2 separate regions of the Homo sapiens genome follow, and region 2 is linked to region 1. A link is a contact called in ENCODE Hi-C data. All regions are on one chromosome and are shown on one strand. The core of a region is the stretch at or near the end of the contact, and the rest is flanking DNA. Distances in the headings are between cores, read along the strand shown.

Region 1 (4,165 bases), core at 962-3,461:
TCCTCTGAAGGTCCCTTCCTTTCCCTGCCTGACCTTCATTTCAAAACCACAGATTTCTACAGATTCTAGGGTTCATTTGGGAACAGGAAAAAGAATCAGAAGGATGGGAAAAGCCTGTCAGTCTGGACACTGAAGATTAAAATCTAAAGTGCACCACGTTCTCCTGTTGGCATCGTAAAGTTCTTCCTCCTCACCAGGAAAAGCTCCGAGCCCTGGCTGAATTAACATCAGACTGGATGTCAAGAAACAGAGGGGATGAGGCCTCAAAATAATGCTCTTCAGATGAGGTGTTTAGCTGGGATGACATGTGGGTCTCAGCTCCCTCTGTTACCCAAACTCCACTCTATGTCCTAAATGTCCTAAGCACCTCCAAGGAGCCAGCCTGGTGGGGATGGTCAAAGTGCGATCGCTGACAAAGTGGCAAGAGCTCTCTGCACACCTGCCTGGCTGCCTCACAAGTTGCTCTCTGTTTGACCATCTCCCACTCCTGGGGCTTCTGGCCCTCCCTCCAGGAAAGCAGTTTCACTGTAAATTCTGTGCACACACGCACACGCACACACACACACACACCCATCCTATCTCTCCTCTTTGGGGAGAAAAATGTCCTGTGATGCTTACTTGGAACCCTGAGCTTCAACGATGGCTCATCTTGTACTTGAAAGATTTAGCACACCAAACATCTCCACCTGTCCCCCAGTCCCCTGGATTTCAGGAGCAAACCCGTCATCCTGCAACTCCTTCCAGAAGTCACCAGTTTCCCACGCACCCCTCTTCACTACTCAAGAGCTCCCCACCCCTTCCACCATCTCTCCTCAGTTCACGGCTCCATGGACCCCTCAATTCCTCAAAGAATTTCCCCATCTCTTTGCACCAAGACTGAGAATCCCCTAGAAACAAGCTGGCCCTGCCCTGGTCTCCCCCATCTCCAACGGCAGGTATACTCATCCCAACATACTCTCTTTCCGGACCAGCCTCGACCCCGGTAACTTCCCGGCCTTCTCCACTTCGGACCCTACCCAACATTTTCTGGCCTCCTCGCCCAAGTCTCCCCACGTCCCAAGCAGTCATCCCAAGCTTGTTCCAAAAGCCTCCTCTTCCGCACCAGCTGCTTGGGCACCACGGTTACTCCGGCCCGCATCTCAGCCCCCTCTGCATGTCCTCAGACCCTTCACCTGTCTCCCCAGCCAGGCCCTGACTTCCTAGTCCTCCTCCTGTGTCCACTTACCACCACCCCTCACCCGATGCCTAAGGCGGCCACTCCTCCCCATCCCCATCCCAACTCCATCGCGGAGCCTCTGACCCATCCACCCGGCTCTCCGTGTGAACTGTTCGGCCCTCCACCTTTCCCCACCGCCGGGAGGCCCTGCCTGCCCCGGTGCGCCTCTTCCTCGGCCGCCGCGGGGCCTCTCAGCGCCGCCTGCAGTCCCGGCTGAGCCCGCGCCCTCGGCCCGCGCAGAGCGACCCCACAGCACTCCCAGCGCTCGGCGTCCCCTCGGCCTCCCCCAGTCCCGGGCCAGCTCTCCCTGCCCTGACCCCGTCTCGGGCCTGGCCTCGCCCTCGCTGTCCCCGGCCTCTCCTCGGGTCCACTTGGGCCTCCGAGGCCCCCGGGGCGCCTGAGGAGCCGTCCGCCCGGGTTGTCCCTCCGTGCCCGTGGGCCCCTCCATGCCCCGGCTGCCCGTCCATGCCCCGTGGGCCCCGGCTCAGATGCCGAACGCCCCGGCTGCCCCTCCACGCCCCGGCCGCCCCTCCACGCCCCGGCCGCCCCTCCGTGCCCCGTGGGCCCCGCCTCACGTGCCGCCCGCCCCGGATCCCCTCCATCCCCGCTGGGCCCGCCTCAGGCACCCTCCGTCCCTGCTGCCCCTCCGTCCATCCGGGCCCTGCGTCCCTCGCCGCGCCGTCGCCCCGGCGGCCGTCCCCACCCTCCCTCCTCCCCGCTTCCGCACGGCCGCCGGACACTCACTACTCCTTGAGCAGCACCATGTCGCTTCGCGGCTCGGTGGCTGCCCGCGGCCCGCCCGGCCTCCCGCCCGCTGCCCGCCGGCCGCTCTCCCCGTGGCCCGGCCCGGCCCGGCTGCCTGTGCGTCTTCGTCGTGCTCTGCTCCGTCCCCGCCGCCCTCGCCGCGGTCGCCGCGCCGGCTCCTGCCGCCCGGGCCTCGTCGCCTCTCGCGCCGCTGCCGACGCCGCCCGGAGCTCCGGTTCCGCAGCGCCGCGCGGGGGCGGGGCGTCTCTGCGGCAACCAGAGCGTCACACGCCGCGGTGCGCGCTGACGTCACGCGGGGCCGAGCCTTCCCAGGCCCGCCCTCCCGTCCTTAAGTGGGCCGCGGCGGCGCTGTCGGTTCCGAGGTGGGGCCCCGCGGCTGGGGCCAGACCCGGCAGAAGGCGGAGCAGACTAGGGTGTCCGTCACCGTCCTCGGTGTGAACCGCCACGGATGCACGCGGGTGCTGGCTGGGGGGCCTCCCCGGTTGAGGGAATTGAGACCCAGGAAAAGGTTGTTTCAAAAAATATTAATAGCCGCGCGCGGTGGCCCACGCCTGTAATCCTTGCACCTTGGGAGGCCGAGGCGGGCGGATCACCTGAGGTCAGGAGTTCGAGACCAGCCTGGCCAACATGATGAAACCCCGTCTCTACTAAAAATACAAAAATTAGCTGGGCGTGGAGGCACGCACCTGTAATCCCAGCTACACGGGAGGCTGAGGCGGGAGAATCGCTTGTACCGGGAGGCAGAGTTTGCAGTGAGCCGAGATCGCGATCGCGCCATTGCACTCCAGCCTGGGGGACAAGAGTGAAACTTCGTCTCAAAAAAAAAAAAAAGAAAAGAAAAGGGCTGTGAGGCCGGGCGCGGTGGCTCCTGGCAGTAATCCCAGGCACATCATGCCTGTAATGCAGCACTCAGGCGGGCGCATCACCTGAGGTCAGGAGTTCCAGACCAGATGGCGAAACCCCATCTCTACTAAAAGTACAAAAATTAGCCGGGCGTGGTGGTGGACGTGGTGGTGGTAGTCCCAGCTGCTCGGGAGGATGAGGCAGGAGAATCGCTTGAACCCTGGAGGCGGAGGTTGCAGTGAGCCGAGATCGCACCATTGCACTCCAGCTGGGGCGACAGAGCGAGACTCTGCATCAAAAAAAAAAAAAAAAAAAAGAATGAAAAGGGCTGTGAGAAATGAGACACAGGCTTAGCGGCATTACACGGAGGGGCACCTAATTGAGCGTCAGGGATGTAGTCAGGGAAGGCTTCCTGGAGGAAGAGATTCTCAGATCTGCAGAGGGCTTCGGAGAAGAGCATAGCAGGCAGAGTGAATGCAAAGGCTGGAGGCAAGAGGGAGAGCATGGTGCATTTGGAGAACTGACAAGTGAGTGGAACAGAACATTTCAGGGCTGAGCAGCTCAATAGGGGAGGGTTCCTGGTGAACGATGATAAGGTATTTGGAGTCCACCCTAAGGGCGGTGGGAGGGCATGTAAGGGCTCTGAGCAGTGACATGAGCGGGTGTCCTGGGCGAAGGCTCACTCTAGTGGTTGGGTGGACAGAGGGGATGGAATGCCAGAGCGTAGGCAGGGAGACCGGCGAGGAGGCTGCTGCAGATGTCCAGGTGCAGGTGGACTAGGACAGTGGGAGGGAAGAAAAGGAAGGGATGGATTCAGGAGCAACTCAGAAGGTAAACTCCGTGAGACTTGTTGACTCATTGGCTGAGAGGAGGAGAGAAAAGCAGCGAGGTCTCTGGCCTGGGAGCCGGGGTGGACGGTACTGTCTTCTCTGAGAACACAGGCAAGACAGGCTGGCATGGGGGCAGGTAATGACTCCAGTGCTGGACTCACACTCAGCGCAGGACGCTAGAGGGGCATCCAGGGGAGATGGGAGTGGGCTGCCTAAGACAGGGACTTGGGAAGGGAGGGTGGAGCAGCTGGCCGTGTTGCTATCAGGATGTGACTGGCGGCCCGCGACTGCCCTGAGCACTGTGCTCACTTATCAGATCCTAGAGTGGGGGCCAGGCTGAGTGCCTCACACCTGGATTCCCAGCACTTTGGGAGGCTGGGGCGGGCGAATCACTTGAGGCCAGGAGTTCAAGACCAGCCTGGCCAACATGGTAAAACCCCATCTCTACTAAAACAAAAATTAGCTCAGTGTGGTGGCATGTGCCTGTCGTCTCAGTTACTCGGGAGGCTGA
Region 2 (4,165 bases), core at 1,071-3,570, 770 kb after region 1:
ACTTTCTCAACTTCCACTGCTGGTCCGCACTCTAACCATATGCTATCTCAATCTTTATTTCACACATGCCATTTTGTTCCAGCCCAATTAAGTCCCTTGAGGAAAGCAACCACATCTTGAGTGTGTTCTATAAACTCAGAGCCAATCACAGTGCAGACTACCTAGAAAGTGCTGGATAAATATGTGATTTATCAACCTATTTATAACTGACTATTGCCTTACTTCAGACTAGCAGTCTCCTCATTCACCTAAGTGTACAGACTATCTTCTCTGAATTTAAGTTTCCTTCCTGTGCCAACTTTCATATGAACATGAATTAAGAATATCAGTCTTACCTCCATTGCCATGTCTGGGTCCTTTTGGGGTTTAATTCCTCTAGGATTTAAAGGGAAAGGGTCTCCGGGGGCATCTATCTGTTTCATCTGGAAATCACCATATCCAACGATATGCAGCAACCTATTGACATTCAGAGTCTGCCCTCGAACATAGCCTGAAATTTTCAAGGTGCCCACCAAGTTATTCTCTTCACTAGGAACAAAATCAACAGCATGGGCAAATAGGTAGGCCCGCCGATCTCGAAAAGCAAGATGCTGTTGCTTCTGGTTAGCCAACTGCCTAAGCAGCATCCCTGCCTCCTGTTGAGTGTCTAACAAGAGGAGTTTGTCATGCGGAAAGCGCTTCTCCACTGCTTTACTTAGCTTCTTCCTGGTATCTATTTGTTTCTTCAGTGGGAGGCCAGAAATCCCCTGGACAGCTAGTGCTGTAAGCGAAAGAGAAAACGCTTCATGACCTACTGCTTCATTACATAAAAATCCCTCTGCAGTTCACAAACAACCTAATAGCTCAGTTGCAAGCCCAGAGATCACTGGGAAGCCCAACACTGAACTACCCTGAAGGAATTTCACAGTGAAATCAAACTTCATATCCTTGTTTCTCTGGGCAAAGGACAGCCAAAAACAAAAAGACACCCTGAGTGATAATCTGTAAACAATGGATCAAGTTTAATCCATATGTGTACATCCCACCACCAGCTGAATATGATCCATCAGTTGTATTCCTGTATCAAATACCAGGCATAGTGCCTGACAAATTAAAGGTGCACAATAAATGCTAACTCACTTACTATAGGTCGGAAGGCCCTGAGCAAAGAGGCAGGAAAGACAGTAATCACCGGTGCTGTCCCAGCCTTCTAGTGGATCAAGGAGGAACAGGATGGTATCAGCTACTTTAGCCATGTCTAACACAACGTGCAGATCCCCTGCAGATAGAAGACACAGTAAGAAGAGGTGGTTGGCACCAGCACATTATTCTAAAAAAAAAAAAAAAAAATACCACTACTCAAACATAATACAAAATATTGGTGTATACTCTAACCTGGCCTTGCTGAGGTGAAAAACCACCGATGTTTCAAGCGGGGGCACAGCAGCATAAAGTTCTGGGTGTTTCCCAATTCATTCAAGTGTACTGTTCCAGTGTCCCTATCTTGAAGCAGCTGCATGGCCTCTGGCAGGGAAATTCTGCTGTGCAGGGGCACCACCAGTACCTGATGAGGAGGGCCATCCTTGCCACCCAGCTGTCTCTTCTCTGCCAGAACCTGAAAATAGAAAGATATCCGAGAACATCTCAGTGTCTCAGTACTTCACTCCAGCATTGCATTTCCACTCCCACAGATGCTCCCCCTACCCAAAACCAGCATCTCTCTAGTAAAAGACCACAGGTATGCCAGCGGGGTGGCAGGAATTCTGACCAAAGCAAAGAATGCTAGACCTGCACGCTCGACACGTGCTCTAGGGCTATGCTCTGTCCCTGGACCCTCCTCCCGGTCTCATTTTCCACTTCGAGGCATTAGCCACCTAGAACACCAGAGAAGCCGCATTCTCCCAAATCCCGCTCCTCTCACCGCCTCCTTCTTCTGCTTTCGGAGCTGGCTGGCGCGATGCCTCTGGTCGACTCTGCTGAGTTCTTTTCTCACCTTCTTGCTTAGGGTTTTCAGTGCCAGACGGCCTGAATGGCAGATTAGAAGGGGCTGGTGTGATCGGCCCCACAAGGTCAAGAAAAGGGACTCCTCTCCGCCCACCTTAGAAAGGGCCTTTCGCGTGGAGCCCAGACGGGAGACAGAAGCTCAGTCTGGGCATGAGGAAAAAGAGTTAATAACGGCCAAATAGCCCTTATTCCTTCTACGTTATCTCCTTACCCTTGCCGTCCCGCTGTGCAGATCCCCGACCCCGATGCCGTCCGCCTTTATGAGCTTTATTCTGCTGCTTGAGCGGGCCGGGGCGGTGGGCCGCCATGCCGCAGCGCGCGTGTACGGAGTCAGCACTGCTTCCGGGCCAGGACAAGCGCTTCCGGTCCCCTCCAAGGGGGCGGGCCCTCCAGGGAGCGGGACTCCCTGCGCCCTCTCGCGAAGGTCTTTTCCAGCAGCTCGTGAGAGCGCCGTGTTAGCGGGTTCGCCAAGCCGCGCTGGGAACTTTTCCCACTTCGCAGTGTGTGGTTGGGGGCTTGAAGGCGCCGGATGTAGACTGTCGAGGCTCGGGCTGTTGGTCTAGCAGGGCTGTTTGTACCCCTTGCATTGTCATTTTTTTGCGCTATAAAGCTGCATCACGTAGAAGCATGTTGACTGGAAGGCTCCATTCGTGCCGAAAAGGCCTAAGCCCTTCCTGTCACCTAGATTCGGGCACGTTGCTCTTCCGTTTGCAACGGCATGTTCTTTATCACTCTGAGCAACCTTTCTTCTCCCTCGATTCCCTAGCGAGGCTTGGGAATCGCGTGGAAGACACTTCTCTCACCTTGCCCGGTTCCGTACCAGCTCAAGCCCGTCCCTGTTACTCCAACCTGCGCCCCGCCTCCCACGGAGCGGCCGGGAAGGACCTTGTGGGACGTGGCGACCCGGCAAGGGGGACTGGCCGCGACCCTCCGGCCGTCGGGCTCGGGCGGCTGCGCTCCCACTAATCTTCCCAGAAACTTGACAACTGCACGGCGACGGCCGGACGGGGATTCAGAGGGGTCACGGGGCCAGGCTGCACCGGCTTCGCCGTGGGCAGGCTCGGACCGCAGGGGACCCCATGCCCGAGCCCCGGCCCTTTCCGTCCCGTCGGGAGAGGGAGCAGGCAGAAGTCAGGGGAGCTTCAGCGGGACCGAGGCTCGCTCTCAGCCGCGGGGCCGCGGGCTCCAGGGCCAGCGCTCACAATGCGGCTTCGCGCCCTCCATGCGGGAGCGGGTGCGTTGCCATGACAGCGACCCCCGTGGCGCGCGCCCGGGTCTGCCGCCCCTAGGCGCGCACGGCCTCTCCCCGCCCCGATCCCCCGTCGCTGTGCGCAACCCCCCTCCGGCTGTGGGAAGGGGCCGGGCCTGCCGCCTGACGTCTGTGCGGGGCTCGGAAGATGGCTGCGGAGCCGAGCACCGGGCAGTGGCTGCGGCGGCGGCGGCGGCGGCGGGCCGGGAGCGCGGCGGGCGGGGGCTCCGCCTTGCGCGTGGGGCGCTGAGCCGAGAGGCGCGGAGGCGGCGAGGGCGCGGGGGCTCTGAGGACCGCTCGGCGCCGCCTCCTGCCACACCATGGGCAGCGCAGAGGACGCAGTCAAAGAGAAACTGCTGTGGAACGTGAAGAAGGAGGTAAAGTCGAGTCAAGAACCCCGGGGGGCTCGCGCCCTGGCCCGCGCGGCCCAGGGGGCAGAAAGGTCCGCGCCCACCCCCCGGCGCGGGCACCCGGGCCGAACCTGGGCCGGGCGGGGCGGGTCCTGGACGGGCTGCGCCTCCTTCCCCTTTCTCGGATGGGGGAGGGCAGCGCCCCTCTGCCCGGGGGACCCGGCCGGCGCTCCCGGCTTGTTTGCTTCGCAGCCCCGCAGCTCCCCGCCCAGTGACGGCAGCGGCGCTGGGAGCCCAAGGCCGGGGGAGGGGTGGCGGCGATGGCGGGGATGGCTGGATCCGGAGCTGCCCATTCAGTGCCCGCGCCGCCAGGGGAGGGGGCGGGGCCCCGCGCGAGCTCCCGCGGCGCAGGTGGGTGTCGTGCGGGCCGAGCTTCCCCACGTCCTAAGTGGGTGTCGTGCGGGCTGAGCTCCCCCTTGTCCGACGTCCGCTGTGCCTCCAGCTACGGAGTGATCGCTGCCGGAGGGGTGCGCCGCACACCTCAGTTTCTCCCTCCACGCCCACCTCCTTAGCCAGGGACCAG

What was found. Hi-C counts contacts between places; a loop is a spot of excess contacts on that map. Pooled maps may share reads with other maps.
Region 2: a loop to region 1 is called in a pooled map, with 5 times the contacts of the local background. The contact joins the promoter of TSR1 here to the promoter of PITPNA in region 1. A Hi-C loop is called at or near these places in 5 of 50 pooled maps.

Annotation. Positions count from the first base shown.
Region 1 is chr17:1,560,581-1,564,745 of GRCh38, forward strand. PITPNA (phosphatidylinositol transfer protein alpha) reads right to left here and starts at 2,212. Exons shown (of 12, transcript NM_006224.4): 1 at 1,961-2,212. The coding sequence starts at 1,980. RefSeq lists enhancers at 1-250, 1,165-1,264, 2,033-2,532 and silencers at 1,375-1,504, 1,985-2,034, 2,105-2,384.
Region 2 is chr17:2,334,137-2,338,301 of GRCh38, forward strand. TSR1 (TSR1 ribosome maturation factor) reads right to left here and starts at 2,321. Exons shown (of 15, transcript NM_018128.5): 1 at 2,195-2,321; 2 at 1,901-2,004; 3 at 1,375-1,594; 4 at 1,124-1,258; 5 at 336-760. The coding sequence starts at 2,291. SGSM2 (small G protein signaling modulator 2) reads left to right here and starts at 3,365. Exons shown (of 24, transcript NM_014853.3): 1 at 3,365-3,609. The coding sequence starts at 3,553. RefSeq lists an enhancer at 2,489-2,598 and silencers at 2,829-2,958, 2,989-3,298, 3,399-3,508, 3,609-3,708, 3,739-4,048.